Linked DNA regions of Homo sapiens: region 1 is linked to region 2. A link is a loop called in an ENCODE intact Hi-C map of the cell type or tissue named here. Cell type or tissue: B cell. All regions are shown on one strand. Links, peaks and the distances in the headings refer to the core of each region. The heading gives the core; the rest is flanking DNA.

The links. Peaks named below come from ENCODE experiments on the same cell type or tissue, not always from the same donor. Only the 100,000 strongest peaks of a DNase experiment are listed, where the experiment ranks them.
Region 1: it touches region 2 in a loop (2.3-fold over the local background); 2 of 110 quality-filtered maps call a loop at or near these places.

What each region holds. Positions count from the first base shown.
Region 1 is chr5:40,361,365-40,371,354 of GRCh38, reverse strand. No RefSeq gene overlaps it. Among named protein-coding and RNA genes, the nearest start is that of LINC00604, 130 kb to the right of the region's middle. In B cell, for the core only: no CTCF peak of the experiment used is centred there; a DNase peak (open chromatin) is centred at 3,894.
Region 2 is chr5:40,497,919-40,507,908 of GRCh38, reverse strand. No RefSeq gene overlaps it. Among named protein-coding and RNA genes, the nearest start is that of PTGER4, 180 kb to the left of the region's middle. In B cell, for the core only: no CTCF peak of the experiment used is centred there; a DNase peak (open chromatin) is centred at 4,978; H3K4me3 peaks cover 727 bases; H3K27ac peaks cover 416 bases.

The DNA.
Region 1 (9,990 bases), core at 626-8,625, 140 kb after region 2:
CACCCTACCTTCATCCTCTGGTAGTCTGCAGTGTCTACTGTTCTAATATTTGTGTCCATGTGTGCTCAATGCTTAGCTCCAACTTATAAGTGAGAACATGCAGTATTTGGTTTTCTTTTCCTGTGTTAATTTGCTTAGGATTATGCCTTCCAATTCCATCCATATTGCTAAAGATGACATGATTTCATTCTTTTCATGACTGTGTAGTATTCTATGTACCACATTTTCTTTATCTAGTCTACTATTGATGGGTACCAGGGCTAATTCCATGTCTGTGCTATTGTGAATAGCATTTACATTCCCACCAGCAGTGTATAAGCATTCCCCTTTTCTCCGTAGCCTTACCAACATCTGTTGTTTTTGACTTTTTAATAATGGCCATTCTGACTGGTGTGAGATGTTATCTCATTGAGACTTTTATTTGCATTTCTCTGATAATTAGTGATGCTGGGCATTTCTTTGTTTGTTGGTCATTTGTATGCCTTCTTTTGAGAAGTGTCTGTTCATGTACTTTGCCCATTTTTTAATGGTATTATTTGGTTTTTGCCCATTGATTTGTTTAAGTTCTCTGTAGATTCTGGATATGAGGATTCTGTTGGATGCATAGTTTGTGAAAATCTTCTTCCATTCTGTAGGTTGTCTGTTTATTCTGTTGATAGTTTCTTTCACTGTATAGAAGCTCTTTAGTTAAATTAAGTCCCACTTGTCTATTTCTTGTCTATTTTTGTTTTCGTTGCAATTGCTTTTGGGGACTCAGCCAAAAATTCCTTGCCAAGGCCAATGTTGAGAAGAGTATTTCCTAGGTTTTCTTCTATTATTTTTATAGTTTGAAGTCCTACATTTAAAGCTTTAATCCATTTTGAGTTAATTTTTGTATATGGTGAAAGGAAATTGTCCAGCTTCAGTCGTCTGCATATGGTTAGCCAGTTGTCCCAGCAACATTTATTGAAAAAGGAGTCCTTTCCCCATAGTTTGTTTTTGTTGGCCTTGTTGAAGATTAGATAGTTGTAGGTGTGTGACTTTATTTCTGAGTTTTGCATTCTGTTCCATCAGTCTATTTGTCTGTTTTTGTACCAGTACTAACCTGTTTTGTTTACTGTGGCTTTAAACCATAGTTTGAAGTCAGGTAGTATGATGTCTTTGTTCTCTTTGTTTAGGATTGCTTTGGCTATTCAGGGTCTTTTTTGGTTGCATATGAATTTTAGATATTTTTTTTCTAATTCTGTGATGAATGACATTGGTAGTTTGATAGGAATAGCACTGAGTCGGTAAATTGCTTTGGGCAGTATGGCCATTTTTACAATATTGATTCTTCTAATATATGAGCATAGAATATTTTTCCATTTATTTGTGTAGTCTCTGATTTCTTTCAGCAATGTTTTGCAGTTCTCCTTGTAGAGATATTTTACCTCCTTGGTAAATACCAGGCTGTATTTCTAGGTATTTCATTTTCTTTGTGGCTATTGTAAGTGGAATTGTATTCTTGATTTCACTCTCAGCCTGGATGTTGTTTGTGTATAGAAATGCTACTAATTTTTTTACATAGATTTTGTACCTTGAAACTTTACTAAAGTTGTTAATAAATTCTAGGAGCTTTTTGGCAGTCTTTAGGATTTTCTAGGTATAGAATCTCTTTCTGATGTAAAATCTCTTGTACATCTAATTGTTTTCTTTTTGTTTCCTTTAAGACTTCATTTACTATAGTTTCTTTCAGTATTTGATATTTAGTCTGATTGTGTCTTCCAGATGATGCATTGGAAACTTGATCCCCAGCCCAGCAGTGTCGAGAGGCAGGGCCTTTTGGGAGGTGTTTAGGTGATGAGGGCTTCACCCTGATGAATGGATTAATGCTGCTATAGAAAGGGCTTGTGGGAATGGGTTCATTCTCTTTTGGCCTTCCACCTTCTTTCATGTGAGGGCACCACAAGAAGGCCCTCACCAGATGCTGGTGCCATGATCCTCACCTTCCCAGCCTCAAGAACTGTAAGAAATGAATTTTTGTTCTTTATAGATTACCCAGTCTCAAGTATTCTGTTATAGCAACACCAAACAAACTAAGACAAAAATTGGAATCAGAATAGTGAGGCTTTGTTACAACCAATATCTAAAAATGTGGAAGCAGCATTTAAACTATGTAGTGAGTAGAGGCTGAGACAGTTTTGAACTGAGTGCTGAAGAAGCCTGTATTTCCATAAATGGAGCATTAAGGGCAATTCTGGTGAAGTCTTAAAAGAAGAGAAGAGCTGTAAGCCAAAACCTGTATCTTCTTAGAGATTACTTAAGTGATTATGAAGAGAATGTAGAAATATGGACAGTAAAGGCCATTTCAATGAGGTCTCAGATTGAAAGGAGGAACAAGGTAGTACAAACTAGAGAAAAGGTGATCCTTGCTATGAAGAGGCAAAGAACTTGACTGAATTGTGTTTTTGTCCTAAGACTTTGTGAAAGACAGAACTTAACAATGAACCAGGATATCTGGCAGAAGAAATCTCCAGGTAGCAAAAAATGTAGGGTGCTGTGTGGCGTCTTTTAATTGCTTATAGTAAAAGGTGAAAAGAGAGAAAGTATTTAAAGATAGAATTTATAATCAAAAGGGAAGCAGAATGTAAAGATTTGGAAAATTCTTAGCCTGGCCATGTCAAGAACAAAAAAGCATCTTTAGGAAAAGCAGCCAAGGGTATGGCCAAGTAACTGTTTGATAAGGAAATTAGTGTGAATAGAAGGAAGTCAGGCGCTATTCATCAAGACAATGGGAGAGTAGCCCCAAAGTCATTTTGGAGATCTTCAAGCCTGCTCCTCTCATCACTGACCCAGAGAGCAAGAGCTATGGAGGCATAGCTACCTCCAGCTAGATTTCAATGGATGTCTCAGGCAGTCTCGGAGCCCAGGCAGAGACCTGCTGCAGAATTGGAGTGACCACAGAGAGCCTCCATTAGAGCAATATCCAGCGGAAATGCGGGGTGGGGGCTGCCACAGAGAGTCCTCACTAGGATAATGCCTAGTGCAGCCATGGGAGCAAGGCTCCTCCCAAGACCCCAGAACTGCCGAGCTACCAGTATGCAGCACAAGCCTGAGAAAACCATAAGCTTTTGACTTAAATGTGTGAGGACTGACACACGGGTTGTCTGAGGCCTTGAAACCCAACTCCAGCCTTCTAGTGCGCCAGAAGGCAGAACATGGAGTCCAAAGAGACTATTCTCAAGCCTTGAGATTCAATGTCATTTGCCCTATTGGGATTTTTACTTACTTGAAACTTGTTATTCTTTTCTTTTGTATTTCTCTTTCTTGAAATGAGAATGTCTATCATACGTCTGAGACACCATTATATTTTAAAAGTACATAATTTGTTTGATTTTATAGGCTCACAGCTGGAGAGCATTTTGCCTCAGTATGAAGTACTTCACACACATATTTGATGTAGATGAGACTCTGGACTTAAACTTTAAAGTTGGTGCTGGAGTGAGTTAAGACTTAGGGCTACTGGGTTGGAATAAACGTATTTTGCATGTGAGAAGGAAATGAAATTTGAGGGCCCAGGGTGGAATGGTATGATCTGAATATGTCCCCCAAATTTATGTGTTGGCAACTTGATCCCCGTGCAATGGTATTGAGAGGTAGGGCCTTGAGGGAAGTGTTTAAGTCCTGAGGGATCTGCCCTCATAAAAGGATTAATGCTGCTTTAAAAAGGGCTTATGGAAGTGAGTTCATTTTTTATATGGTTTGGCTGTGTCCTGACCCAAATCTCATCCCGTAATCCACACGTGTCATAGGAGGGACCCAGTGGGAGGTAATTGAATAATGGGGGCAGTTACCTTTATGCTTTTGTCATGATTGTGAGTGAATTATTATGAGATCTGATGGTTTTATAAGGGGTTTTCACCCTTCTGCTCAGCATTTCTCTTTGCTGCCACCATGTGAGGAAGGACATATTTGCTTCCCCTTCCACCATGATTGTAAGTTTCTTGAGGCCTCTTCAGCTATGTTAAACTGTGAGTCAATTAAACCTCTTTCCTTTATAAATTATTTAGTGTTAGGTATGTCTTTATTAGCAGCATAAGAAAGGACTGATACAATTCTCTTTTGCCTTTCTGCCTTCTGCCACGTGGTAACAAGCAAGAAGGCCCACCAGATGCTAGTGCCATAATCATCACCTTCTCAGTCTCCAGAACTGTGAGACATATATTTCTGTTTTTTATAAATTATTCAGTCTTAAGGATTCTGTCATTGCAGCACCAAATGGAATAAGATGTTATTCTACACATATGTTTATTTGTATTTATTTTATTAATCCTGCTGCTTCTGCTTATTTTATATGACCATCTATCAGCCATGATCTTCTTAAATATTTCCCCTTGGCCACTAATTATATGTTATCCTCTCATAATTCTTATTTGAGCTTGACTTTCTCATTCTCTTGTTTCTGTTTCTTAATCTCTCATATTTTACATTTCTTTATCTTCTCATATATTTTGTATAATTTTTTACATGTATGTTTTAGTTTGCTATTTTCATCTTCAGCTGATAGTCTTCTATTTTATACTTTTCGAGTTAAATTTGTGTGTGTCTACATGTGTGATATTCAGTATTCATACAGAAAAATGTGTTAAACATATATAGTGGTAATATAAAATGCATGCACCTCTACTTAGGTAAAAAAATAGAATATTATCAATACCTTAGACTCCTCCTGTGTGTCTCTCTCAATCATACTTTCCTCCACTGGTAACCATTGTCCTGACTTTTTGTTAACCATTTTCATTAGCCAGCATTCTCCAGAGAAACATAACCAATAGGATATGTGTAGGGGTAGCTAGATAGAGATACAGATAGATAGATAGATAGATAGATAGATAGATAGATAGATAGTCCTTTGTTCTATGTAAGCCTTCAACTTATCGGATGAGGCCCACCCACATTACGGAGGGCGATATACTTTACTCAAAATCCACTGATTTAAATGTTAATTTCATCTGGAAGACCCTCACCAAAACATCCAGAATAATGTTTGACCAGACATCTGGGCACTATGGCCCAGCCAAATTGACACATAAAATTAGCTCTCACAATTCTACTCCTTATCAATCTGGCACCCATATGCATCTCTTTAAACTATCCTTAATCTCCAAATAAAGACAATAAAAATGTCATAATTCAACCTAATATGATACACCTGTCTTGAGTACAAGCAAAAACACACTAACCCTCTCCTCAGAAGAGGATACAAAGTTCTTGGGTGGTGTTTACCCTTTTCCTTGGCATTCCATAAGGTAAATACTATGATATAAAGTTACCAATACTTAAGTACTTAAATAAACTTATCTTAAATACAAAGTCAATACTTCTTATGTTACATTGTAATGGGCTAAGAAAGTGAAGAAAACAAAGACATTTGCTATGTATACACACACACAAACATATTCATAACAAAATAAGGAAGAAATACTCGTGACAGTTAGAGTCCTTCTTTCATAACTGATCCTCTGAGCATAGCTGGTATTTATAACAAACTTCTTTCACTACTCCTTTTGTATTGCCTTTGCTTTCAGCAGGCACCTAAGCTGGCATGGTTTTTTACCTGGTGGGGTAACCCAAACTTTCATTCTTGAAGAATCTGGGTCATTAGTAGCCGTGTCTGAACTGAGATGTAGTTTTTTATTGACCTTAATCACAGGGTATGGTAAGAGGCATCTAAGGGATCTCTTTTTTTCAGACATGCTCTTCTCTATATCCTTTGTAAAATAGCAGTCCATTTTCATCTTGGTAGCCTGGATGAATCACCCCAGCCAGCACAGTAACTCTCTTCTTTGCCCTTTGATTTAGAGACATGAGGACACTAAAGTAGTTGTGTTAGTATTAACTTCCAGTTCAATGAAATCATTGTTGTGTTTCTTCCCTCTAGAACACTCTAGAACTAAGACTTATAGGCAAGCAGAGCACAAGGTCATGAGAACAGGAGGCAAACATTATGCTAGTGGGTCACCAGGAATTATAGTGAGTGGTGCTGCTCCTATTTCTATTTCTTGATTCCTGGATCCATGAATCCTGACTACAGGAGAAACAGCACCATGTACTAGGTGCTGACTCAGAACCTCCTAGAGAACCTTGCCTCAGCCTTGCAAGGTGTTGCCACCTAGCTAGCAATGCAGCTGAGTCTTCAAAAGGCCATTCCATTGTCCCACCAGGCTAGCTGTTTTAGCATAGTGGGAAACATGGCTAAGTCCATGGAATTCCATAAGCATGGGCCAATTGATGCACTTTATTTACTGGTAAGTGAGTTCCTTGATCAGAAGCAATACTGTGTAAAATACTGGGACAGTAGATAAGGTATTCTGTAACTCCATGGATGACAGTTTTGGAAGAAACATTGTGTGCAGGAATTGAAAATTTATATGCAGAGTAAGTGTCTATTCCAGTAAGAATAAAATCATGCCCGAGTTTTCTCTTTCTGTCAACTGATGGTAGGAAACTTTCTATGAGGCGATAGGTGCAAGCTGGGAGAGTCGAGGTAGAGTAATAAGGGATCATGGGCATTTGAGCCACTTCTTCATGTAACTTACTTATGCCTTCCGGGCCTGCTCAGGCCTGATCCTATCTATAATACTTCCATTTGATAATGGAGTGCTGCTGTGCATGCCCAACTTTATGGGTTGGTTTGTCAGTTAACATCCATTTCACAATGGGAAGCTCAGGTTGCATGCTGAGTTAGTGAGCTGTGGTTAAATGTTCAGTTTCTGCTAAGACACAATAGCAGGCTAAGAATTGTTTCTCAAAAGGAGAGTAGTTATCTGCAGGGGATGGCAAGACTGCTCCAAAATCCCAAGGGCCTGCTCTTTGATTCATCTGTAGCGGTATACCAAAGGCCACAAACGGCTTCCCTGTTTGCCACTTACACTTCAAGCACTATTGGATATGCTGGATCATATGGCCCAAGTGGCAGAGCAGCTTACATGGATCTGCTGCAGAGTCTTCTCTTGTTCTGGGCCTCACTCAAAACTAGAAGTTTTTGAGTTATTCAGTAAATGGGAATGGAGTAGTGCACCGAAATGAGGAATGTGTTGCCTCCAAAATCTCAAGAAGCCCACTAGGCTTGGTGCTGCTTTTTTTTTGGTTGTTGTATTAGATCATTCTTGTATTGCTATAAAGAAATACCTGAGACTGGGTAATTTATAAAGAAAAGAGGTTTAATTGGCTCATCGTTCTGCAGGCTACACAGGAAGCATGATACTGGCATCTGCTCTGCTTATGGGGAGGCCTCAGGAAACTTACAATCATGGCAGAAGGTAAAGGGGGAGCAGGCATATCACATGGCCAGCACAGGAGTAAGAAAGACAAGCAAGAGTTGCTACACACTTTTAAATGGTCACAAGAACTCACTCACTATTGTGAGGACAGGGATGGTATGAGAAACTGCATTCATGATCCAATCACCTCCTATCAGGCTCCACCTCTAACACTGGGGATTACATTTCAACATGAGATTTGGCTAAGACATCCAAACCATATCAGTTGTAAAGGGGTCAAGGCAACAATTTGTTCTTCATCTTAGAAGGCATACCTTGACATGGCCGACACCAGTGGTCTTCAGGAAATTTCACTGATAGAAGACCCCTCAATATTTATCAAATTTATTTTCCACCTTCTGATAGGCAAATGTCTTACCAATAAGTCTAGAGTAGTTGCTAATTCTTACTCACTAGGTTCAATCAGCATAATTTCATCAAGAAATAGACCAGCGTGATATCTTATGAAAGGGAAAGGTGATCAAGATCTCTGCAAACTAAATTATGAACATAGGGCTAGAGAGTTGATATACCCCTAATGTAGGACTGTGGAGGTGTATTGGTGGCCTTACTAGCTAAAAGTGAACTGCTTCTGATGGGCTTTATTTTATTTATTAAAGGGGATGGAGAATACAACATTTGCCTGATCATTAACTGTATGTCCAGTATGAGGGGATGTATTAATTTGGTCAAGCAATAAAACCACATCTGATGTAGCAGCTGCAATAGGAGCCACCACCTTGTTAGGCTTATGATAATGCACTGTCATTCTCCAAGATCAACCTGTCTTTAGTACAGGATAAATAGGAGAGTTGAATAGGTTTCATCACTCCAACATATTTCAAATTCTTGATGATGGCACTAATCTCTTCAATCCTTCCAGGAATGTGGTATCATTTTTGGCTTACTTTTTTTAGGTAGAGGCAGTTATCGTGGCTTCTGCTTGGCCTTTCCCATCATCATAGTACCACTCCATAGGTCAGCACTATTCACAATAGCAAAAACATGAAGTCAACCTAAATTCCCATAAATAGTAGACTGGATAAATAAAATATGGTATGCATACATTGTGGAATACTACACAGCCATAAAAAAGAACAAGATTGTATCTTTGCAGCAGCATGGATGGAGCTGGAAGTCATTATCCTAAGCAAACTAAGGCAGGAACATAAAACCAAATGCCACAGGTTCTCACTCATAAGTGGAGCTAAACTTTGAGTACACATGAACACAAAGAAGGAAACAGCAGACATCAAGGGCCTACTGGAGGGTGGAGGGTGGAGGGTGGGAAGAGGGTAAGGATTGAAAAAGTACCTATTAACTATTAATGCTTATTACCTGAGTGATGAAATAATCTGCACATCAAACCCCTATTACACGTAATATACCTTTATAACAAGCTTGCACATGTATCTCTGAACCTAAAATAAAAAGTGGAATTTTCTTTTCTTTTTTTTTTTTTTTTTTTGAGATGGAGGCTCACTCTATCGCCCAGGCTGTAGTGCAGTGGCATGATCTCGGCTCACTGCAACCTCTGCTTCCCAGATTCAAGCAATTCTCCTGCCTCAGCCTCCCGAGTAGGTGGGACTACAGGTGTGCACCACCATGCCCGGCTAGTTTTTGTATTTTGAGTAGAGACGGGGTTTCACCATGTTGGCCAGGCTGGTCTCGAACTCCTGACCTCAAGTGATCTGCCCGCCTCAGCTTCCCAAAATCTGGGATTACAAAAAGTGGAATTTTCTAAATGAACAACAACAATTACAACAGATCAGAGATAGTGCTCAGCACATAGTAAATGTTCAATAAAATGTTTACTGAGAAAATAATTACAAATTAAGATACTTAATGAAAATATTTGAGCTGAAATAATCATATAATTCCATTAGGAAAAATTAAAATTTATCTGATATTATCAACTTCTTCACCATCTATGGGGAAAGTAGTCTTTCAATGAAAAATATGGTCTACAGAGAAGAGCCAAGCAAGAGCGTAAACATTTTCTAATTTATTAACTATTAAGTGTAGAGGATTGATGAAAATTTCATATAAATGATGAAAACCATATGACCACAATAAAAAGAAGCATTCTTGAGAAAAATACAAATGACATCTTAGTATTAATAGATAGCTAAAAAGTATATAGAAACAGCTAAAAATGATTACTGTAAATGAATATTGCCAAAACAGTTATTCTGTTTGTTATTATTTAATGTTCAGAAAATTTATATAAAGTTTTTTTGCTTCAATGCAACAGATAAGTGCTATATTTTTGAAGCAATTTGATTTTTAAAACAAGTTTTCAAATAGAACTATTTCATAAGTCTGCCAATGACATAAACCAATTTGTCAATCAAAAAATTTAAAAACATTAATTTTAAAGTGTTCTGGTTAGGATAATAGATTATGTGGTTACTTTACTCATATCAAAAGTTGTTCATTTGTTTTTTCTCTTTAGGTGTTTGCGGCATCTTCTTTTTATTTCCTGTGTTCTGACTTGTTGCTGCGATGTTGATGTGTTGATGTGGGTGAGAATCTAATTTCTTTCATTATGCTGAGCACTCATGGAGTCCCTTTCAATCTGGAAATTTATAATTCTCATTTTGGGGTAATATTGCTTGCAATATTTCATCTTTAATTCTTTCAATTGTTATGTTTTCTCTCTTCCTGTATTTCCTCATCCTTGATCTTAGACTTTCTGGGATAGTCTTCT
Region 2 (9,990 bases), core at 1,442-9,441:
TAAAAAAATTATCTTCATTGTTGTAGTTTGATCTTTTTTTCTAATTTCAGAGGGGTCTGTGTTTTTTCTCTTATGTCTTTCTTAAGTTATATTTGTCTAAATTGTTTATTCTATTGTTCTTTTTAAATAAACAGCTTTTGAATTTGTTTATAAACTCGAATTTACCTCTATTTCAGTATTTCCTAATTTATTGATTTCTACTTTATTAACAATTTCTGCTTGTTTTCCTGAAGTTTGTTCTGTTTTACTCTAATTTATAGAGCAAATTGTTTTGTTAATTTATTTTAATTTCTAGAAATTAATAATAAAATCACTTAAAGTAAATTTCTTTGATTATACAGCTTGGCCATATTTACTAAGTTTTTACATGTTGTATCCTTATTTTTGGTGTTTTCTAAATGATCTGTAATTATAGTTTCGGGTTCTTATTCTAACCAAGTTTATTTAAAGGTAATTTTCCTCTTCTAATTTCCAAACAGTACTTAAAAAAAAAGTATTGTAATTCTGCTTTGTGGTGAGAAAAATGTACCTTATATAATTCTCACTCTTTGAATTAAATGAGTTTTTTTTTCTTTTTTGTAGATGATTATACCATCTGGTGGTGGAAATGGTAAATGGGCATAGTTACTACTTTCTTCACAGAGTAGAATACAGAAGGTAGAAAGGAAACCCTACCTTGTTCTTCAGTTGTAACTTCTTGGATCTTTGAATCTGAGGACATATGGAGAGAAACGGCAAAGATCTTATCTTTTGGTTTTTGGTGATTTCTGTTTCATGATATAAGGTGGAATGTGCTGTGAGTAGCCTATGTAGGTTTATCTTAAACTAGTTTATTCTTCCTTGTGATCATCTATTTTTAATTGGTGTAGATTTGCTGGGTTTTTATCTTTTTTATTGTTAACAAATTTTTGTTCTAATTTTGGTGTGATATTTGTGCTGATTTGTTGGGGATTACCAACTAGAGGACAGTATGAATCAAAACGATCTGTTTTTTTAATGATTTTGGTCTTTTCGAAATTAGTATTAATATACTGTTTGATTAATCTTGAAATATATAGAAAAGCAAAGATAAATAAATTAACATCGCCCATAATGGAAACACCGTTAGATAACCAAAGTGCTAAAAGTTTTGGTCAATAGTGTTCCAATTTTTTTCTGTTAAGTTTTTAAAAAGTTGAGCATACATTAAGCTTTCCACTTCTTGTTTAAATCATTAAAGGAAGTTCACGTAAAGTAAAAATACTTACAACTTAGAAAGGGTGGATCTGAATCTTTATCTACTTTTCATAGGAAGGCAAAATTACTTCCCATAGCAAATCCTGAGCCATTCACAGGGAACAGTGAGCACATGGAAGGAAAGCAGGAACAGTGAGTAGGTGAAGGCACATAATCTATCTCTAATAGTCTGATCTGTTCCAGAGGAACAGAACCAATAGGACGGACACACACACAAACACACATACCTCATATATATATATATATATATATATATATATATATATATATATATATATATATATGTATCACACACACACGCACACACACACACACAATTTATTATAAGGCATAGGCTAAGAAGTCCCATGATATCTGCCATCTGCAAATTGGAGACCCAGGAGAGCTGGTAGTGTAGTTCCAGTCCAAATCCTGAGAACCAGAAGAATTGATGGCATAAGTCCCAGTCTGAGTATAGGAGAGGGTCAATGTTCAGCTCTAAAACAGTCAGAGACAGTGAATTCTCATTTATTCTTTTTTTTTGGTCTATTCAGCCTTTCAAAGGCTTGGATAACACCCGACCACATTGGGGAGGGGAATCTACTGATTCAAATGTTAATCTCATCTGGAAACATGCTCACAGACACAACCAGAATACTGTTTAAAATATCAGGGCATCTTGTGGCCCAGTTAAGTTGACACATGTAGTTAACTATCACAGTATCAAAATTAAAACTCAGTAATAAGGCTAAAGGCAAGCTGGTATATATACATAGAATATTGCGTAGAAGATGAAGTCAGGGATCATGCCTATCAGATTTCTATTGCTGATTACATAGTAAAGATGAATAAAATGCCTAATATGAATCAATTCCTGGTTATTCTCAACAAGTAAAGAAAATACTTTTTGGGAGAAATGTATTTTGAGCAATTTGAAGAAAGAATGCAGTAGCCTGCTGAAGGAGTGATCTGAATATACTTTGCATAATTATCTTGGAACACTGTAGAGATAAGAGGAGAAATGAATGGTCAAGAGTAGGTGCATAAGAGGCAAAAGGACTATTAGAATGCAGGTGGCAGGCAAAAAAATAAAATTTGGCTGGACTAACCGAAAGGCAAACATTTATAAGATGGGGACTCTTGAGGGCAGGGAAAAATATGCTGTAATTTAGAGAAGACTAAAACATTGTTACTTAAAAAATTTCCTATGAAGATGGATAGAATGATAAGAATTAATGTTGGATAGAAAAAAGGATTGTTGGGAGAGGTTACACTATTGCCCAAAGTTTACAATATTATACCACATCAATTTTGCACCAATGTTCTAGCCAAATGCTAAGGAAATACCCAGGAGAGAATCTACTACAGAACCAGTAAACAGCTGATTTCTGAAAAAACACATTATGAAGATATTTTATATTCATAGACATCACAAGTAGCCTCTGTGGTCGGGAGAGCGCTTTAAACAGTAATGTGAAACCACTTGGATCTGCGAATTGCTTACTTATCCAATTGCCTTTTTTGACCTATGCAGTGGCAGGGAATGAAGAGAAGTCAGTAATAATTGCATGATTGCAGACCTAGCTACCAAGACCCAAGTTTAAGTCCTTCCTATGCCCCTAATTTGCTGGCTGACTTTCGTCACATTAACTTCATATCTCTTTTAGCACAAATTTCCACAGAAATGAAACAAGAGATTTGAATTCTTAGATCTTACTGTTCCCTTTAAGTGTTGATGTTCTATAATTCTGCAATTCGAATTCCTGTCAATGCTAAGTGTTTGGTGATAATTTCAGCTTTTTAAATTTTAGTTTGAAATAAATAAATAAATAAATAAATAAACAAATAAATAAATAGTTTTACTTCCAGGTAGAAATATGTACAAACTATTCCTAAAATATTATAATGATGGACAATGTTTATTACTTATAATATGCTAGGCACTTTACATTAATTTTCTAATGCAAAGAGGCTTATACAGTACAGTGTAGAGTGAGACCTGTAAGGCTTGAAATCCCCTTCCACCACTTTTGGGAAGATGGTTTTAGCCAGGTGCTTCTGATACTTTAATATTTGTAGGAATCTGCTAATTTTATTAAAAAGCAGATTCCAATTTAGCAATCTGAGGTGGGCCTTAAGATTATGCATTTCTCACAAACTCCCAAGTGATGCAGATGCTTCTGGTCCTTGAACCACACTTCTGTGCCTCACTTTCCTCTCCTACAAAACAAGGATAACAATCGTATCTAGCTCTTACAGTTGCTCTAGGGATTAAGTGAATTATACAGTTGACCCTTGAACAACATGGGTTTGAACTGTGCGGGTCTAGTTATACCTGGATTGTTTTCAATAAGTACAGTTGGCCTTTCGTATCTATGGGTTCTGTATTCACAAATAACTTGTTCAAGGACAAATAATTAGTTATTAGTGCAGGGCTTTGACTTTCAATGGCATTTTTCATGATTTCCGCAGGAAGCAGCTCCACGAACTTTTTTGTTCATTATTTTTTTTTCTTTTTGGAAATGGCTCCCAAGTCCCAAATTTTTAACCACTATGCCCCACTGCCTAGCAAAAGAGTCACCACAAGTTTTACTTAATAATGTTTTTCTGTGTCCATTGATTGTCAGGAATTTCTTCCTGAGTGTTCAAAAGTGTGCTTCATGTGCCACTTTAGTGATGTCTTCAGGGCATACAGTGGTCCTCTGTCCTCTGCAGTTTCTATCTTCTTATGTTTTCTTCTATTTAAGACATTTCCTTCTTTATCCTTTCTCAGCATATAATCAGCATTTTGTATCCAAAAGTTCCACCTCCACAGTCAAAAAACTGTTGATAAAAATGAATAACATAACAATAAAAATAATACAAATTAAAAGCAATACAGTATTACAGTATTTACAGTATTACAATAAACAATACAGTATTTACATAGCATTTACATTGACTTCCTGCAAAGAGTGCATGTGCTATAAAATTTTCCATGAGTGGTGTTAGGCTGTGCTTTCTGCTTTCCTGTTGCCCTTTATAACCACTGAGTGTGTTGTGGTGGGGCCTCGTCAGGATTGACTGTCTGTCTCATGACTGACTGACTTCTTAGTGTGAGGAATAAACTTACAATCTAGGTATTCAACAAAATTTTATTAAAGTGAGTGATTTGTATACTTATTGTCTGGTGAGTACTCTCTGAATTCAAAAGCGTTTGAAAGGAATGGGATGACAGTCAATAAACCTAAGATGCTAATGGATATGTGAGTCAACCCTGGCTCAAATTTTTGCTCTTTTATTGAAAAAGCAATGACCCAAGTCATTTTTATAGGCACTAATGTTCTTTGTGTACCAGAAAATAAGTGAATTAATGTTTCCCATTCCTAAAAACATTAACTATTTACATTTCAAATTGAATTTGGGGTTGAAAAGCAAATAGAAAATATTGGATTAAAATATTAAGTTGTAAAAAACACAACTCTCAGAGGTTGTTCCCACAGATAATTTGATATGGTTAATTGTTTTTCATCTCTAGTACACCAGAACTATCGCTCCTTTAATCTAGAAAGTTGGTTTAATTAGTTTTGTTCTCCAGATTTTTACCTGAGTAGTTATCAATGGCTGGCAATTAATATATTATAGAAGTTTAGAAATTATATTTGGAGAGCAATAACTTAAAACGCATAATTTTAGGACTTATTTAAACTGGTTAGCAGAAGAGAAATCGGATCCCCCAAAATAGCAACACTGGGCAGGCTGTGCCAGTAAATTAAGGGGAAGTGATCAAATTTGAGAAGTGAGGACTCTTGCTATGAATCTTGGCATATGACTTTATTACGGGTTTCATTTTCTCATTAGTTATTAAAAAGCCATGTTAAGAATGAATGCTGTTATTTGAATCTTTGGACTGTAAGGGATGGATAGTTTTTCCTAGTTTCTGCTCCTGGCACAGGACAGTTGTATACACTTGCTTATTTATTCATGTATTCATCTATTCCATACGTATGTGTTGAGATAGTACTGTGAATCAGTCTTGCTGATGGATTGAATGTAGAGAGTCTGAGAAAGGGAAAACATCGAACACTAACCTTAGGTGTCTGGCTGGATTAATGGGTTAGAAATGGGGTAGTTGCTCACTTACTGAGAGACAAAGGAAGGAGACATTTTAGAGGCTGCAGAGTAGGAATCAAGAGTTGGGTTTGGAGCCTACTAAGAGGTGTCCTGTAAGTGACTGGACGTGCATATCTAATGTTTAAGTGAGTGATCAGGGTTGCTACTTCAGGAGTCATCATCATACAGACAGAGTATTAAGCTATTGGACTAGATTAGGGCACCTGGGGAATAGCTGCCCTAATCTTAACACAACTTTGTGTTAAGAAGAGAAGGAGCATCCTGCAAAGAGATTGGAAAGGGAGCAGCCTGCAACGTAGGCTGTAAAACAATAAGGTGCAACGCCCTCGGAACCAAGGGAAAAAATGTTTTAAGGATATGATTAACTCTACTCAGTACTGCTGAGGGTTGGAAAAGTGTGGGGACCAACCATTGATGACTGGAGCTGATGATGTGAGTGAGCTTAGTGAAATCTTGAATCAATATCCTGACTAGAAGTGTTGAGAATAGGAACCCAGCTATCACAGGCATCCTCTCTGAGGAGTTTTGCTACAAAGAAGAATAGAAAAATGGGCCAGGTGCTAGAAAGAAATCAAGCAGGGTATTTTAAATATGGGAGCAATTTGTATATCAATGTGAAAACTTGTGTTGCAATTAAGAGAGGGGATAATTGTAGGAGCAAAGTCTGAGTGAAGATAATGGGATGGAATCTAGATAATAAAAGGAGGGGTTGGCTTTAGATAGGAGCAGGGACAGTTCATCCATTGCAACAGGAGACAAGGTACAGATGTAGGTAGTTTGATAAACTTATAGTAGGTAGGATATGGGAATTATCTCCTAAATACTTCGATTGGATTAGGAAAATAAGAGGCAAATATTTCAGCTGAGAGTAAGAATAGAGCCAATGCAGAGGTTTAGGGACAGGAAAAAAAAAAAGATGTAAAAGAGGTGTCTGAAGAGTGGAAAAGCCAGAAGAATATAGAGAATTGCTGGGCAATATTAACGTTTTTGAAGCTTGAGGTCATATTTGAAAGAAGAGTCAGCATGGTTGTGTTTTTGTCTAGCCACATTTGGCTGCTCAGCTGCAGATATAGGGAGAGATTTAGGTTTTAGCAGGTTGGCGTTTTGTCAGACAGGTACAAAGGAAGCAAGCTAGTTGAGGATCTGTAGAAGGAGTGGTTAAATGATGGATCCTGGAATCTACATTTGGTAAGAAGAAAAGGAGGGATTGGAGAAAAGTAGGTGGTAGGATTAATAGACTGAATATCCCAGTAGGGCCCAAAGAGTTTTGGAGTAAGTATGTGGGAGAACATGACCTGGGAAGATTGGAAGTTAGAGATTAGAGAATGGCTTCAAATTGAGATTGCAGATCTCAATCAATAATAAGATCTAGGATATAGTCACTTACGTGGGTACTGGAGGTAGAGATGAAGACAAAGTCAACAAAAATGAGATAATCAAGAAACTGACATGCTATACTATTAAATGGATTAGTTATTTGAATATTACAATCACCAATACCTCATAGGAAAAGCGATGGAAAGAAAGACAATCCAGTGTTATAACTTTTCAGGGAATGAGAGGTTATTACTAGAAGTGTGAAGTGATGACAGCTGGTAAATATACTTTCGTAGTCATGACTTTAAAGGGAAATCTGAAGGCATAGTTGTATATTTTAGTCCAGCAAGTTTAATTTCTTAGGTAGAAACCCAGAATAGGTAGATTGGTGGGTACTACCTGGGTTGGAGCATTGCCAAGTAGATGTGCTGGTACAAAAATGGAGAGAGAGTGAAAGGTGTTTCCAAGGAAGTAATTCTAATTAAGGATGAGTGGACTTCAAACTAGGTAAGAAGATAAGACATAAGAAAAGTGTTCAAGAGGAAATGTTTGGTGTCAGTTACCTTTCAGTTGATTGGAAGTCTCCATAACTGAAAGTGGAGAATTTTGAGAGATTATGTACCGAGTAAATGAGCTCAAAGATTAGAACGTGGTGTTCAGAGAGGGGGAAGCTGGAGGCTGAGATTCTGAAGTTAGTACAGTTAATGGTGATGACAACAAGGAATAGGAGATTGAACTGGAATGGAAGAAACAACTTTTGGACATGAGAATGTAGAGGAACCAAGACACCAGAGAGTTGATGTCATTAAACGTTTTGCCAGGAGTGGGGGTAGAAAGGAAGTTATAGAACAGGTGACAAAGTCATCAATAAGTGATGAAGAGTGACCAAGTTTTGTAGATGCCAGTAGCAAGTAGAAAGAGTATGATGGCTTAAACTTCAAAGGATCTGGGCTTTTGAGCACAGGGAGAAGAAATGGTTTAGAAGGAGCAATGGGATCTAACTCCAGGCTTTGAGGTACCAAGGGGAAGGAGAAGAAATCTTCCCTCAGTAAGACTGCAAGAGAAGCTGTGCCACTAGTGGGGAGCCAGGTGAAGGGAGTGCTCAAAGATGGGTTGTATTCTTTTTCCGGGGAGGTATAACAAAGTATTACAAACTGGGTGGCTTAAAACAACAGAAATTTATTGTCTTCCAGTTCTGAAGGCCAAAAGTCCAAAGTCAAGATGCCAGCAGGGCTGTGCTTCCCTGAGGTCTGTTCCAGGCCTTTCTCCTAACTTCTGGTAGTTCCTTGGCTTGCCACAGCATAACTCCAATCTTCATTTGGTGTTTTTGTGTGTATGTGTGTGTGTGTCTTTGTCCAAACTTGCCTGTTTGAGAAGGACACTAGTTCTATTGGATCAGAGGGCCATCCTACTGCAGTATGACCTTATCCTAACTAATTACATCTGCAACAGCCCTATTTCTCAATAAGGTCACACTCTAAAGTACTGAGGGTTACGATGTCAACATATGAACGGAGAGAGGGATGCAGTTCAACTCATAACAAGAGTGTTTGCTGATGGCAGACAAGAGGAAACACTGGAGGGGTTTGGGAGGTACAGGATGATTAAGAAAGTGGGTCAGAGTAGGAAATGTACAGAGTACTAGGGATGGAGCTCAGGTTTCTGGTTAATAGACAACAGGGATGTCAGGTCTGGTGGCTTTACATTTGATAGCCAGACAGGGGGATATGGGGACACTAGACAGACATTCTCTCCTGCAGCTCTCAGCAGGATGGTGGCCAAGGGGAAAGTAAAAGAGCCTCAGTGTGCTGGTCTCAGGAACAAAAGGAAATCTGAGGACTTCTTTTCTCTAGTTCTGAGGTGGTGTAGTGGCTTTGGGGAGCATCTGTCTCACTTGGAGCATGAAACTGGGAATGTGTCTCCTTTGAAGGGTTTGTGTTGTGGCAGCTGAGACATGAGATGTGGAGAAGAGCCTTTACCATCTGATGGTTTGGTGTTGTACTTATTCATCAAGCAACCCGTGGAAGCTACAAGTGTCATGTCAGCTACAGAGCAGAGCAAAATGTTTGGTATTACAAGAAACAGTTTTTACCATGTTTCAGCAATAGTGAAACCAAAATTGCAAGGAAGAATGTTATTTTAACAGGGAACAATTTTATTGGGTATGAGTACATGGGATTCTTTGACATATTCGTTACAATATGCTGCTGCTGCTAAGTGAGTTTTTAAAAATCTTTAAGACCAGCATGGAGGGACCTCTGTCTGTCAGAAAAGTCTTCACAAAATTTGTCAAATGGAAGAAGTTTGGTTTGGGTGCCCATCTATTTTTCCCTTCTTTATTCTTGTTCCACTTGCTGACACCCTTTTCCCTCCACTCTCCAGAGACTCCTTACTTGCCTGATATTTTGCTTTTATTCTCCTTCTCCTTCTTCTTTATGTCATTTACTCCCTAGTGTAACAAACATGTTGCTTTCTTCAGCCTATTTGCATTGAAAGAAGATGCTGCCTAGTGCAATTAAGACAGCTTCCTCGTCTGGGGGTGGAGATCCTGACATTGCATCTGCTTTATCATTTTGTACCCATGTGATCCCCTATCTTCAAATATAAATAGGACTAATAACATCTACCCCCACAGTTATGATGATCAATAAACGAAAAGGGGCTAAGGAAATCAGTGGCTGGCATTTTGTGTCTTTAAATTATTTCTTTCTCTGTGCCATAAGTTATTCAGTTTTGGAACCGGAATTCTTGTTAAACCAGAGGGAACAAATTTCATAACAATTGATAATGACGGACCAGGGGATAAGTGAGGTGGTGGGAACATTTTTCAGTACATATCAATCACATCAAGGCCAAAAGCTCAGATTTAAAATTCGGCATTGGTTTGTAAGCCAGAATACATTACTATTATGCCACAGGAAAAAAAATCTCAAATGTCCACTGATTCTTTTTTTTTTTTTTTTTTTTTGAGACAGAGTCTTGCTCTGTCACCCAGGCTGGAGTGCAGTGGCACGATCTTGGCTTACTGCAACCTCCGCTTCCTGGGCTCAAGTGATTCTCCAGCCTCAGCCTCCTGAGTATCTGGGACTACAGGCATGCACTACCATGCCCGGCTAAATATTTTTTTGTATTTTTAGTAGAGATGGGGTTTCACCATATTGGCCAGACTGGTGTGAGCCTCTGCGCCAGGCCAAATGTCTGCTGATTCTGACCGCTTCCAAGCTATGTGACCTCTCCTTTAGCAGGTCCAAATTATTCAAGTTTCTACTATATTCAGGTCTTCGAGTGTGGCTGAACTATTAGTAAAGGTAATTCAGGAATATACAGCAATTTCTTTTCATCCGT